2 separate regions of the Homo sapiens genome follow, and region 1 is linked to region 2. Evidence: read pairs that join two places in POLR2A ChIA-PET (ENCODE). Cell type or tissue: Panc1. All regions are shown on one strand. Each heading gives the region's core, and the rest is flanking DNA. Links, peaks and the distances in the headings are about the cores only.

Region 1 (7,619 bases), core at 2,613-5,112, 330 kb after region 2:
ACTCCAGCCTGGGCAACAGAGCTAGACTCTGTCTCAAAACAAGACACACACACACACACACACACACACACACACACACACACACACACACAGTCACAATATCCTTGTTGGTTACTAAAATCTTAACTCTTTTCATAAAATTCTAGGTATAAAGTTGCCAGAAACCATCGCTTCTTTCCATGTATTTCCCCCTATGTACCAAACACACACTTAGCCTTCCATAATAGTCCCCTGCATTCAGATAAGGAAGAAACGAGGCACACCAGCATTCTTTAAATGAGGTGCATAGTCTCCCCTACCCCATCCCCGACATCTTGTAACAGAGATGTTGTAATTAGAGGTTCCCAAGAGAAAGGCTTACCAGATGAAGTCTCTGCAATGGGAGCAGTAGGTGGGCTGCCGAAGATAGGTGGCCATGAACTTGTGGCCGTTGACCTGATGGACCCTGCGCCTGACGGCCCCCTGCCGCTTCCTCGGCCGCATGCGTTCCCTGAACACACGCTCTTCATTGTCTTTAGGGGCTGGGGAAGGACAAGAGCAGGGAAGAAAACGGAGTCTGGGTTAGTGCACCTTCAAAATGAGCTCCCTCTGGAGAGCTACTCCATCCCTGGGGGAGTGGAGCTGGGGTGGGTGAGAGGTAGCCTTTGTGTGTGGAGGGACTCGGGGGTCTGAGGAGTCCCACTGAGCAGCTGGAGTGAGCGAGCACATGTAGGGTGGAAAGGCCCAGAGTGTGCCTATTCCTGCTATATCCTCAGATTCCATCCAATCCAAATTCTGCTCCAGGGCTGGCTGCCCTTTCCTCCCCACACAGGCTACAGCTGGTTTCAAGGGCTTGGGGGTCAAAAGGCTCAAGGTTCGCATCTTACTGCAACTCCTGAGCAGTGTGACCTTGGATAGGTGGTGTTTCCTCCCCCTGAGCATCTGAGCGCATCTCCCTTTGTAAATGGCAATGGCAGTGCCAGCCACAGGGGGTGGCTTAGAGGACGCAATGAGATGAATCTCCACACCCTAAGCTTCCTGGCTCAAGAAGTAGCTGCCTAATAAATCTGACTTCTTCCTTCTTCCTCTTACCTAGACTAAGCCAACCAAGAGCATTTTCCCAGAGGTCAAAAGGAGAGGGAAATATGACACAGTGAAAGTAGTTTCTCGAAGGCTCAAGACCACCACCATGGGCTGTAAAGATCCCACTGGAGTCAAAAAGATCTTCCCAATACCTTCCTTCCCTCCAGTTCTGAGACTGCCCCACCAACTGAGAATGCCTTGCAAGGGGACTCACAGATGATCACAAAAATAATAAAGATAATTGTTATGGGCTACATATTTTTGCCCCCTCAAAATTAATACATTAAAGTCTTAACCCCCAAAGTGATGCTATTTGGAGATGGGACCTTTGGGAGGTAATTAGGTTTAGATGAGGTCGTGAGGGTTGAGCCTCCATGATGGGATTAGTGTCCTTATAAGAGGAGGAAGAGACCTGAGTGAGTGAGCTCTCTGTCATGTGAGCAAGGAAGAGGGCCCTCAGCAGATCCCACCCATACTGGCTCCCTGATCTTGGATGTCCACCTTCCAAAACTGTGAGAAGTGAATGTCTGTTGGTTAAGACACCCAGTCTTTGGTATTTTGTTATTGCAGTCTGAGCTGATTAAGACAAGGATGACCATGATAAATGTTTATCGTGGGCTTACGCTCTGGCAAGTGCTATGCTAAGTGTGTTATATCTTAGTGATACAATACATCTCAATGAACCCTCGAAACAACTCCACTTGAAGGGTACTGCTATTAGCCCCATTTTACAGGTATGCAAAGCGAAGAATAGAGTTTAAGTAACCTACTCCTGTTAACACAGCTACTCAGTGGGGAAGCCCAGATTCTAACCCAGAGAGTGAGAAAGAGGCCATTGTTCCTCCACCCACACGCTGCTCTGAAGGACGGCCTGCACTCCTTACAGAAAGTCCCCAAGCTCTCATCTGAGTGGCTTTCATCACCAAAGAGTCCAGCTGCCTGTGGCTTCCCCAAGAACACAGTGGGCAGGCTTTGGGCTTCTTCCTAGGTTTCTGACACCTTCTAGAAGGTCTCCTAGAAGGTCCCCTGCACAGGTCAGCTTAAAATGCACTGGAAGGCTCTGTGCCCCCAAATATCTCCAGGCATCAGCGAGTGCCTGACATCTCACCATAACAGGGCCAGTCTTCAGGGGAAGAAGCATTGATCCCTCCTGGACCTCTCTGAATGTAAGGTTCCCTGAAGTGGAGGTCATATGTATGACCTGAACAACAGATTAATCCAAGGGCATCTTGTTATTGGAGGGTAGGGTAGAGGGAAGGTAAAATTGAAGGAGGTAAAAGGTGAGAACAGGACCAAATGCGCAGCGTGTGCTTCCAAGGACGCAGCAGCCTCTGAGCAAACAGGCAGCTGTTTATTGGAAATCTGCCCTCAGCGTTCCCAGACTGCATCTTCAACACAGGCTCAGATGACCCGGGTGGAGGTCTGCTTGTGGATCCCCTTGCTTCTTGACCCCTAGCCCACCTGGGTTTCAATTGGTGCTTATTGTTTCAAAAAGTCTCTGGCATCACCGACCTTCTGGGTACAGAAAGCTCACCACCTCCTACCCTGCTCCAACCTAGGGGTCTTGACCTGCTGACCAAATTCTCACGGGAGGACCCAGGTCTGTTCTAGTATAGAGACAGCAACACACACAGCTGCAGAAGTATGGCAATCACCATTCGGTGCTGCCATCATAGGCAAGTTTTTGTTTCGCTTCATACTTTCACAATGTGTAGAATGTTCTACTATTTTCATAAGCAAGAACAAAAATATGACAACCAAAAACCAAATCTATTCAGTAGCCCTTACTTGCTACAAACTTACCTACAAAAATCCAATCCAGAAACATCATCCTGGGCATCATAGGACACAGGATGCAGGTTATTTTCGTAAAAGAGCACCCTTAACTCCTTTCACAGGATTCACCACGGAATACATTTGAACAGTAAGCCCGTCTCCTAATGCATTTAAGATGCAATTTGATTTACAAATCTCTCAAATTGACTAGTTGTTTTCATCCTGGGAAACTATTTTCAGTTAAAATGGTGATGGGTCCAATCTAATTTTCTCAAAGGAACACTGTTATGACGGTGGTTACAGTCCTTCCTAAGAGTCTTATTTCCCAACTTTTTACAGAAATGACGAGCAATGAAACCAATCGTTCTAAACTGTGTTGACATCAATCCAATAGGGCAATATGGCAACCAATTAATTTGACTCTATTCATTTCAAAGCTGTCTCAGCGGGGTGCCCTGATACCTGGAGGGAAGCTGTTTAAAGTTGGCAGGGGTGTGGAGGGGGAGTCTCAGGCACAGGCTAGGCAGACAGCCAAGGATAACTCCTGTAAGTCAGAGTTCTAAGTTCAACTTCCTCCAAGGTTTCTATTACTATTGCCCCAAAGGAGCATCTGCACTGCCTTTTAAGTCAGATTTGATGTCAGATATGGAAAAACAGAAGGTCACAGGAGGGAAAGAACATGGGTAAACTTCATGCTTCAAGTGAGGCTTGTGTGCAAAGCTACAAAGCAGGTGACAGGAGAAAGGGGTTGGAGCCTGTGGCTGCTGAAAACACCCCAATTCCACATTCCTCTGGGCAGGAAAGCCACGGGTCAGGCCAGAGTATCCTCAGCACTGTCACCCACAGGTGGAGAAGAAAGTGGCCTATACAATGTGAAAAGGGGAGCTACTAGGTCCCTCAGTCCCCAAGAACCTCCCTACTGGGGCCTGGAGTCCACCACCAGAAACGGATCCCTTCAGCATTTCCCTCCGCTATGAAAGGTCTCTTCCAAAATGTAGATCCCACATATGTATTAACTTAATTCTGGGCTCTCTATTTTGTTCCACTCGTCTATATGTCTGTTTTTATGCCAGTACCACACTGTTTTAATTGCTGAATTTTTGTAATATATTTTGAAATCAGGAAATGTGATGCTTCCATCTTTGTTCTTTTAACTCAGAATTGCTTTGGCTGTTCAGTCTTTCATGGTTCCATATGACTTTTAGGATTGTTTTTTCTGTCTTTATTGAAAAATGCCTTTGAGAATTTGATAGGAACCATATTAAAGTTGCAGTTCCTTTTAACAAAACATTAATTCTTTTATGGGCATTTTAACAAACATTAATTCTTCCAAGCCAAGAAGAGTCAACTGATCTTCAACAAGAGTGCCAAGAATATACAATGGAAAAAGGATATTCTCTTCAATAAATGATGTTGGGAAAACTGTACATCCAATGCAAAAGAATGAAACTGGATCCTTACCTTTTACCATACACAAAAATCAACTAAACGTGGATTGAATACTTAAATGTAAACACTGAAACCATAAAGCTCCTAGAAGAAAACATAGGGGAAAACTTTCTTGACATTGGTCTTGGCAATGATTTCTTAGATATGACACCAAAAAGGCAACAAAAGCAAAAATAAACAAGTTGGACTACATCAAACTAAAAAGCTTCTGCACAGCAAAGGAAACAATCGACAGAATAAAAAGGCAACCTGAAGAATGGAAAAAAATCATTTGCAAACTGTATATTTGAGAAAGGGTTAATATCCAAAATACATAAGAAACTCCCACAATTCAATGGCAAAACCAAATAATCCAATTTAAAAACAGGCAAAAGAACCGAGTAGACTTTTCTCTAAAGACATACAAATGGCCAACAGGTATACAGGTATTTAATAAGATGTTCTACATCACTAATCATCAGGGAAATACAAATTGAAGCTACAATGAGATGGCACTTCATACCTGTTAAGATGGCTATGATAAAAAAAAAGAATGATAAGTTTTAGCGAGGATGTGGAGAAGAGCGAACGCTTGTTCACTGTTCATGGGAATGTAAAATTGTACAGCCACTATAGGAAACAGTATCGAGGTTTCTTAAGAAACGAAAAATAGAACTACCATTTGATTCAGCAATTTCACTTCTACACATCCAAAGGAATGAAAGTAAGGACCCTGAAGAGTCCTCATGCATCTGCACTCCCACATTCACTGCAGCGTCATTCACAATAGCCAAGACATGGAAGCAACCTAAATGTCCATCTATGGATGAATGGTTAAAAAAATATATGGTGTATTCATCACATACACACAAAAGAAAACACAAGGCGGAAAGGTATGTTCCAACTACTTAGAAAACATTAACATTGGTCATTCGTTGACACTGGTGGAATTACAGGTGATTTTTACTTTTCTCCTTGTGCTTCTTTGTATTTTCTAAAAAGAATCTCTATTGCTCTTTTTAAAAAGATGATACAACAAACATTGAAAAACCATAATTCAAAAGAGATTGTCTTCTCAATCTCTTACACTTACACTAAGACTCAGTGTTCTACTGTCTTCAACCCTGGTTACACAGATGACTAAGTAAAAGCCAGAGAGAACCACTTGATACTTTTATGAAGTGTGAGGCTAAAGGAAAGCTGAAGCAGATTTCTATGTCCTTAGCATAGCTTTCTACCTTGACGTAAATAAAATGCTTTGTTACAATTTCTAAAAAACGAAAAAAAGAAGAAAATATGGTGTATTCATGCAATCGAATGTTACTCAGACACAGAAAAGAAGGAAATCCTGCCATTTGGGGTAACATGCATGGGAGGATATTGGCTAAGTGAAACAAGCCAATGGCAGGACAAATACTACATGATACCACTTATATGAGGAATCTAACGTGGTTGAACTCATAGAAGCAAGAGAGCAGAATGGTGGTGGCCAGGGGCTGGGAGAAAGGAGGAATCAGGGAGATACTAGTAAAAGGGCACCAAGTTCCAGTTATGCAAGATGAGTAAGTCCTAGAGATCTATCATGCAATTTTGTGCCTATAGTTAACACACTGCATTGTATACTTAATTTGCTGAAAGCGTACATCTTATGTTAAGCATTATCACAAAAAAAATAAATAAAATGCAACTCTCATAGTAGAGGTAATATGCGTGTGTCTGATGTATAAAATAACAGATACATAAATGTATGTATATGTGTATGTATATATAGTATGTATAATTTATATATTATATATTGATCCATAATATAGTATAGTATATATAATATGTATGATATATACATATATAGTTTTGCTGAACTATTTGAAGGTTATAGACGTAGTGACACTTCACTCTTAAATACTTCAGTCTTTATCTCCTAAGAACAAAGACATTCAGCTACATAATCACAATAACAGAGTCAAGAAATTTAACACTGATATGACATTATCTAATATAGAGTTCATATTTGAATTTCCCCAATTGTTTCCCAAGTTTCCTTTGTAGTTTCTGATTTTCACCCAGGAGCTACCCAGAGCTCATGGGGTTGCCATATCTTCTTAATCTTAGTCTAGAACAGTCTCCTTTACTGTTCTAGATACATAAATGTATCTTTTTTAATGATACATTTATGTAGCATCCAGGATGTTGTCACATTGAATGCTTCACAATCTGAATTTCTCTGATTGTTTCCTCCCAATTAGTTTCTGATTAAATGGCAAGACCAGCACAAAGGGCTATGTATCAACAAATTGAAATATATATATCAAGATCCCCATAGATAATAGCTTAAAGGACACAAACATAAAATTTTCATAAGATACTGACTATAATCAGGAATTTTGAAATGCAAAGCAAAACAGTTTTGGCATACACTGACATACCATTTAATACCTAAAAAAGTAACCAATTTGTTTTAAAATTATTATCCATTATTGGCAAGTCTACTATGAAACTGACATTCATTCACTGCTACAGGCAATGCCAGTTGACATGTTTTCAGAAAGCAGTATCACAAGACACAGAGACTGCACAGGGAAGGCCACAAAGAGATTCACATCCTTTGATTCGGCAACTCCTTAGGAATTAACTCTAAGTCAATAATTAAACAAACTAAAAGCTATATCCTTATAGATGTTTCCCTTTGCATATCTATATTAGCCAACAAACAGAAATGACTTGACTGTCTACTATTAGGCCAATGGTCTGATGAATCACATTACAACGACAGCAACTTTAAGAGGGTGAAGAAAGACCACAGAAACCTGGAGAAATGTGTTGTAATATTGTGAAAAAAGAATGAACAATAATACACCCCAATGTCAAGCAAATTTGCAGGCTGAAGATAACGTAAGAACGGCGCTCCACTAGGATGATGGGATTATATAGGCTGACATTTGAAAAAGTGTTCTCTAATGCTCTTTAGTGACTTTTTAAAGCTTTCACTTGCCTAAAAAGTATTAGGTAATGAGGTGCTCCCTCATGCTGCAGGAGTGGGGGGTTGCTTGGCACAAACAGGAGGTGAGGGAACTGCAGCTTGCCGTGGAGAAGGGGAGAGAAGAGGGAAACCACCGGCTTCCCAGCTGCCTGTGCTTCTGGACTGAGTAAACGCTGGGCCCGCTGCACACCAGAGTTGCCGGATCCATGCCCGTTCACCTCTGAACCGCTCCAAAAGATGCTCGCTGCTGGCACTGGATGCACTCAGCCGTGCTCAGCCAGCATGACAGTTCATTTGCCGTGACCTCTGAGGCAACATCAAGGTTGGCTGACCTCCCAGAGGACCCATTTGGCTCTTTGGAGGTCCGTTGTTTTAT
Region 2 (7,619 bases), core at 3,426-5,925:
AGGGTGCCTTCCAGTCAGTCGGCAGGGAAATGCACGGGGGCACTAATTTCCATGGAACTCTGGAAGACTCCAGAGAGTCAGGGGACCACACAGTGCCCAGCCACACAGACTAGGATTTCTTTAGATGTCTTGGCCATGACAAAGGCCCTTACCAAATGGGAGGCGCACATCAGCTGAGGCAAGACAAACAGAGTGATAGCAAGAAAGCCAGAAAACCAAGAAGAGCCTCAACTCCCATGCCCCACCCACCAATAATTCCCCCTAAGTCCCGGGTACAGAATAAAAGACAGACTCCCGCTGCACAACGATATGGTTACATTTATAGAAGCTCTCTTGTCACCAGTGAAATGTGACCTTCATACTTTCCTTATCTTAATATCTGGGTAAACATTTGTTGTGCAAGCACACAAATAAAGGTTCTAAAGGTGAAATGTGGTGTGTCCAGCAACACCACACTGCTCCAAACCCAGGCCCCAGAGAGTCCTTTTGGCTCTGCAGAGGACTTCTCTCTCCCTTCACCCTGGGCACCAAGGCACCAAAATTAGCTTCGTTGACCTCAGCCAGCTCTGGAGTGAACGCTGCCATTCGAAAATAGCATCTGAGAACTCTTGGAAACACAGGAGAGAAATACAAGGGTACAGTGGTTTACAGAAACTTACTGCGAAAGCAATCTCACTGGAGTGCTTTTTTAACTAAATACACAGGAAAGGGGCATTATGAGGATTTACTCCAATCTGTGGAAAGTGAATTATATGCTTCTAGCTCCCATCCTGATTAATTCTATTAAGTGTGATTGTTTTCATTTAGAAAAATATTGCAGAGGTAATGTTCATAAAGAGAGTTTGTCAAATGACCCATGCTTTGACCCAAAATTTTGCTGTACTAACTTGCACAGTCCTATTATTTCTAGACACTCTCTAAAAACATTGTGTCTCATTTCCCCATATATTTGATATATGTGATTTTTAAAATCTTGTCTTGAAATGCAGAAGGAAGGATTCTCAAGCAGTTCCTCAAAAGGCACAATTTTCTGTTGTTTCTATGTGGAATTCATAAACAAAGCCAAGTAACCGAGTTTTTATGTGTGCTTAAAGGCACTCTTTCCTGCAACTGTGTGTGACGTATTTTTCCAGGACAATCTTTCTCAATACTCCAAAGTGCTTCAGTAACAGGAAGTCATAAAGGTAGGAAGGAGGCCTGTAAATATTTGCTGTAATTGCTCATTAGTAATGAGAATGGCTGGCATTGAATTTTGAGTCACCCTTTTGTGCTCATGGCTCATTACCTTGTAACTGGAGCCCAAGGTGGTACATATGGGCTTTCCCTCACCATGGACAACCAGGTCCACTTCTAGGTTTTACTTCAGACAGTGTGGCTTGTTTCTCTCAGCACCTCCATTTCCCAAATATAAAGGAAGGAAAGCATGCTGGTCTTCTTGCTCCCTGCCCCCTAACCAGAGGCAGTCAGGAAAAAACTTATACAAAGTAGTGACAGTATGCAAAGTTTTTATCAAAAGTGAAATGTGTGTATTTTTTTAATACTATACTAATACAACATCGAGAGACAGATAAATACTGTCTGGGTAGACACACAGCACAATGATTTAAATGATTACCAAAAAATAATCATATACTTTAATGGATGTATTTTAAACAACTTATAAAATGCTTCTGAACTTTCTCAGATTCAGCTCATGTGTCCTCTTATTCATAACAAGCCACTGACTCCCCTTAGTCACAGGCCAGCATCAGGGCACCTCGGACTAAAAATGAGACCAAAACACTCAACCCGTTACAGAATTGATTAACTTCTAAGAATACTATTGGCTGTACCCCCTGCTTCTGGGGGCAGCCTACAGGGCAATGGGGGTTACCTTCAGCACCACAATCATGAGTACAACATAATGGATCCACTTTCCTGCCCACGTGTTTGATTACACGGCCTAACCAGATAAAATCACTAATTTGTTAAGATTGCTACCACTTATCTCTTAGTTTTTTTAATAGGAGAGTTCCATGGCTGGGGATGGGGGGATAGTTCAAGAAGTCACTAGGGGTGTATGAGACACTTCTAACAATCCACTTCCATGGCTTTATAGAATTCACAAAACGTCAGATGAGTACATGGCAAATAAACATATGTTTCAATGGGGTCATTTTTCTCATTGACAAGACACCCTTTCTGAAATATTTTTCCACATGAGAAAAGGATCTGTTCACAGGATCATTATCTGGCATGGAAATTACTTATAACTTTAAAACTGAGGAATCTTTCCAAGTTCGGGGGAGTGGGGGCAGTGGGAAATGTGCCTCCTGGAAACATGTGGAACTTCTGGCAGTGATGTCATCTAGTAAGAGTTTTGCTGACGTACAAGTGGCCCCTGCAAACAGCCTAAGGCAGTCAAGCAAACAGGTATTTCTTAAGAAATTAGAAAAAACAAGGTCACTTAGAAGTGGATAACATTCTTGTCCATTCCACACCTGACTCTTCAGCTCCAGGTATCTCACAAAGGGTCTCGCCACTCTTCTTCACTTTATGCTTTCATCAGATCAGTTATGGGGCTTCCAACAGTGGGAACAGACAAGGGTCACCAAATTACACCCAACATCTACTTGAAAATTACAGATGCTATTAGGGGCATCCCATGGATGACCACCACATCGACTGTGATGCACAGTTGCCAACACGGCTTGCTTCTCTCTTGATTAAGGTATGTGTCAATGCAATTCTGTTTGGCAGCACTAGAAAAACTCAAGGTACCCTCTAGGTTCACAGTGCAGGGGCCAACAGTGTGATGGCTGTTAAGGCTCAGGGCTCATCAGCGAAAGGGCTCTATAGAAATGCAACATGCTATTATCACAACAATCATAGCTATTCTTTATCCCCCTATCCATTCTTTCCTTCCTGTGCTTGCAATTTCAAAAGATCAAAAGAGCCACAGGAAGTCCTGTGCATCTTGATGGTTCTTCAGAAGCCACAGAGGAAGAGCTTCTAACAGGTTCTCCTGCACAATGGAGTCCGAAGGCTGAAGTAATTATTGAAGTCTTGCCACCAGCGAAGGGTGGGATGTGGAAAGCTTTGAATTTCTTGGGGCAGGAGAGAACCACCTCTTGTCAGGGTCTAGGAAAACCCATGAAAAATAAGAAATTCAAGGAGTTCCATGTTGGCCTTTCAGATCTTCAATCCCTATCTGCTTGTGAGGTTTGATGCAAGTGATAAATCACAAAAAAGAAAAGTAATTATAATTACAAGGAAAACAACAAAGGCAGTTGTCATTTATAGAGCACTTATTGTGAGTCAGAAGCAGTATTAAATACTTTATAGATATCTTCAGTAAGGGAAGGGCGTATGGAACACCCATTGAGAGTATAGACTCTGGGGACCTCCTTTACTCAGGTTGAATGCAGCTCTGCCCATGCTACCTATACGACCTTGGGCAGTTAGCCCTTCTAGACTTCAGCTTTCCCATCAATGAAGTGGGGATAATAACAGGGCTTATCTCACAGGATTAAAAAGTTAATCCATGTAAAGTTCTGAGGACGGCACTGGCACAAATAAGACTGTCAGTTTTTTGTGTTGTCCTGATGCAAAATATAATTTCTATTAAGACCACATACATTCCTAGAACATGAAGGTCATCCAAATAACTGTTTGAGGATGATGGAACATTTGAGGATAAATTTGTTTTCACAGTCATTTTTCAGAAGCATTAATAAAATGAATCATACCAGTATTTACCCTGTGCAGGGCACTTGGCTTCCCGTCCTTCCAAGACTGAGGGCAGACATGTAGGTGGACGGACACGCCAGCCAGGGACAGGGAAGATTAAGCGGCACCTCAGAACCTTTACTAAATACACACACCTTCCTCCTCCCCATTCTTCACCACAGGGAGAGGCAATGGCAGTAAAACACAAGAACTGTCTGGGATCTGAACAGGAAGACTCTGAAACATAAGACAGTCACCAAATCAGACATCCAAGAGCAAGGGCTTGCCTTTTCCATATCCTAGAACCTTTGAAAGGCTATGGAGAGCTGAACAGACTTCCTTTAGAACAAGTTGCTTCTATACATAATGTCTTGCACACATTTTCAGAGATTTACACGCCAGCCTCTGAAACCCATTCACAAAGCCTGGTTAAGAAGCTCCCTCTCCCTTCTTGGCCTTCCTGGAGTCATAGCTGTCTCCACTGATATTCTCAGGGGAACAGAAATTACTACCCCTGTTGTCTGTGGAGCCCCACCAGCTCCCTTTCCATGTCCCCACCCAAAGCAAGTGTATAAAGAACAGCAAACATTCCATTTCAGGGGCCTTCCTGTGTATGGTGTCGAAGTACATGATAAGGGATACACCATAGGGAGCCTTGTGTGTTTTCTTTCCTCTCGTTAGCCCTCAAAGACTGCCTTCTCCCATTTGACCTTCCTTCTGAGCCAGTCTTTAAGCTGGTGGTCAGCACCTACTCTGTGTGGTTCCGGGGACACTAGGAACAAATTTCTCCACCTCTAAATACACATAATACTCTTAAATAATTGTGTGTGCTTATGTGTGTGTTGGGGAGGGGGGCGGTTATTACCTGAAATGCTACTCAGAGCTTATCTTTTGCTTCAAAATATTAGATTTCTACAGAAAAGCATGTAGGCTGTCAGCTCTTTATATTTTCTTTCTTTTCTTTCTTTCTTTGACGTTGTCTCGCTCTGTCACCCACGCTGGAGTGCAGTGGCACGATCTCGGCTCACTGCAACCTCCGCCTCCCGGGTTCAAGCGATTCTCCTGCCTCAGCCTCTTGAGTAGCTGGGACTACAGGCATACGCCACCACGCCTGGCTAATTTTTTGTATTTTTAGTAGAGATGGGGTTTCACCATATTGGCCAGGCTGGTCTCAAACTCCTGACCTCGTGATCTGCCTGCCTCGGCCTCTCAAAGTGCTGGGATTACAGGCATGAGTTACCACGCCCAACCCCTTATATTTTTACTTAAGCTTCCTTGTATCTCTTTTTTTTTTTTTTTTTTTTTTTTCCTAATCAGACTAAGCAACTTGATGACCAGGACCATATCCCCTATTTCTTAGTATTCTCTTCAGCATTTTAGCCAGAGTAGGAGTCGGTGTTGAATACAAGTTTGTCATCTTATGGATTATATCTTAGGGTGAATATCAGAGCTGGTGTCCATCATGTGAACAGGCAGCATGGTACTGGTGGGGAGAGGGGTGGAAGTACAGAGTACTAGGGCCCCAGGAGCTAATATTGCTAACTTGACAATATTGGTAAAAGCTAGACCTGTTAAGAACTACCAGCAATGGTTAGTACTGAAAGCAAAAGGGAAGATTCATCAGGCTAAAATAAAAAGGGAAACTAGCAGGTTGGCATAGGGCAGAACCAAGGAAAACAAAACAAAACCCCCAAAAAACTACTAGATTTCCTGAAAAGTGGAAAAGCCTAAATCTCAAGACAATTAATGACAGCAAGTATTTTCAAATGTAGGAGCCTAAAATCCTGGAGCACTGAGAATTATCTAATTGTTTCCTTCCATTTCTAAACACTTTACTTAATAAATTCCTAGAAAGTTGAGAATCACCACTGCCCCCCCCCCCGACGCACGGGCACACACACACACACACACACACACACACACAGAGAGAAAGAGGGACATTCTAAGTAAATTAAACTGTTTAGTCTCACAGTTTTCACTCCTAGTGAAAATGCCAACTAACCCAGTACAAAAATCAATCTAGCAGCTGCTTGAATGTTCTCTACCTCAAAAAGCAATCTGCTCCACTGAGGAGCGGTCCTTGCATTGGTTTTGTTTAATGAGGTCTACCTATATAAGTAGATTTTTTTCTAACTAAAACAATGAATTCATACTTCTCAAAGTTTACAGACACTGGGAACAGCATCAATTCAACTCTGCTTCCTTTTTTTTTTTTTTTCAAAAAGCAAACAGAATCATCACTTCTACTGCAGCCTAAAGGTGTTGATAATTATCCAGAAAAGCAAATCTCCTTTCTATAAGGTTCAGCGGTTTGAGAGTTGTGATGGGGAAGGCACTCCTTCGGAAATCATCCTCACTATCTAGAGATATTTCAGGGCTGGGGTACTCTCCTGTGAACAATAGGAAAATACATACTTAATTGAAAGTAATAAACCAGGGTTCTGACTTTTTTTTTTTTTTTTTTCTTTGAGACGGAATTTCACTCTTGCCCAGGCTGGAGTGCAGCAGCGCTATCTCCGCTCACTGCAGCCTCTACCTCCCGGGTTCAAGCAATTCTCCTGCCTCAGCCTCCAGAATAGCTGGGATTACAGGCACCCACCACCACGCCCGGCTAATTTTTTTGTGTTTTTAATAGAGACGGGGTTTCACCATGTTGACCAGGCTGGTCTTGAACTCCTGACCTCAGGTGATCCGCAGCCTCAGCCTCCCAAAGTGCTGGGATTACAGGCATGAGCCACCGCGACCAGCCCTGACTCTTATCAGCACTAATTTTCCTTGTGACCGGAGAAGTCTTTTAACCTCTCTCGGCATCAGTTTCCTTATCCAGAAAGAGAAAAGTCTGACTAGATGATTTCCATGGTCTCTTATAAAATAATTCTAGGCTCCCTATAAGCACCACTGAAAAAAACTTGAAATGATGGCATTCTTTTGAACTTCATGAAAACTGTATGAATTAAAACTTAAATACTCAAGCCAACAATGTGTTACATCAATTCTGTATCATCCTGCGCTGCTGGTAATACAATGGAAACATATCAAGTGTGGAGGGAATATTTATTTAAAATATATGTTTAAATTGAGAGAAACTGTCCAGCAATATTTTTTCCCTTCAGAGTTGGAATAATGATGGAGTTTGATTTGATTTTAGAAGAGGAACAACTAAGTCCAGCTGTCAGAAGGAGGGGGAGATTGGAGATCCAGGTGTCTCCAATTCCCCTTCCACGCTAGCCCTGTACTGAGCACTACTGTATAAGCACTCTGGGAAGGTGTCTGGACCTAGGTCTGGCTTTGGGACTGGACTTTGATCCCTGATTATCCAAGGATCTCATTTACATTTGCCTGAACCACTCCTCAAACCCCGTGAATCCCAGAATTTCCACATTTTTTTCCCAGTGAAAGGACTCAGGCATTCCTGATAGATGCGTGCACAAAAAGGTGAGTGAAAGTGCAGTACCCCCACCCACCAGGCTTCAGTTTCTGACATCTGTGATGTCACCGCAAATGCCCACTACCACCAAAACTGGTACTATCAAGGACACCCAGCCAACTAACATTTAGAAAGCAAACTCTTTATTATTAAACATTAACATATTTATCGACGTGTGAACATTCTGGGACAAAATCATCTGCCCACTTCTTGACGGGCCATTGTTAGAACGAATATTCCAAATGTTCTGCCCATATTGCATTTGGGGGAAGAAACTGCTCTGCTAAACCAAAGAAACACAAAATGTAAGAACTAGTGGGCAGAATCATCAGCAGAGAGCCCCCTCACTGTCACATCGCCCTTGTGAGGCACTCAGAAAAGCTACAGCAGTCACTTACATGACAACACCAACTTTCAATGTATTGGTTCACATATTTTAATTACATCTTGGTCCCTAAAGAAGCCTGCAGCCAGCAAACAGACC

The links. ChIA-PET counts read pairs that join two places held together with the same protein. Peaks named below come from ENCODE experiments on the same cell type or tissue, not always from the same donor. Only the 100,000 strongest peaks of a DNase experiment are listed, where the experiment ranks them.
Region 1: POLR2A ChIA-PET joins it to region 2 with 10 read pairs; 2 of 35 experiments call an interaction of 5 or more read pairs at or near these places.

What each region holds. Positions count from the first base shown.
Region 1 is chr2:45,969,331-45,976,949 of GRCh38, reverse strand. PRKCE (protein kinase C epsilon) reads right to left here. Exons shown (of 15, transcript NM_005400.3): 3 at 362-521. Among named protein-coding and RNA genes, the nearest start is that of PRKCE-AS1, 300 kb to the right of the region's middle. RefSeq lists enhancers at 1,946-1,995, 2,957-3,506. In Panc1, for the core only: no CTCF peak of the experiment used is centred there; no DNase peak of the experiment used is centred there.
Region 2 is chr2:46,300,132-46,307,750 of GRCh38, reverse strand. All of the region lies in intron 1 of EPAS1 (endothelial PAS domain protein 1), which reads right to left. Among named protein-coding and RNA genes, the nearest start is that of EPAS1, 6.5 kb to the right of the region's middle. In Panc1, for the core only: no CTCF peak of the experiment used is centred there; no DNase peak of the experiment used is centred there; H3K4me3 peaks cover 1,116 bases; H3K27ac peaks cover 2,344 bases.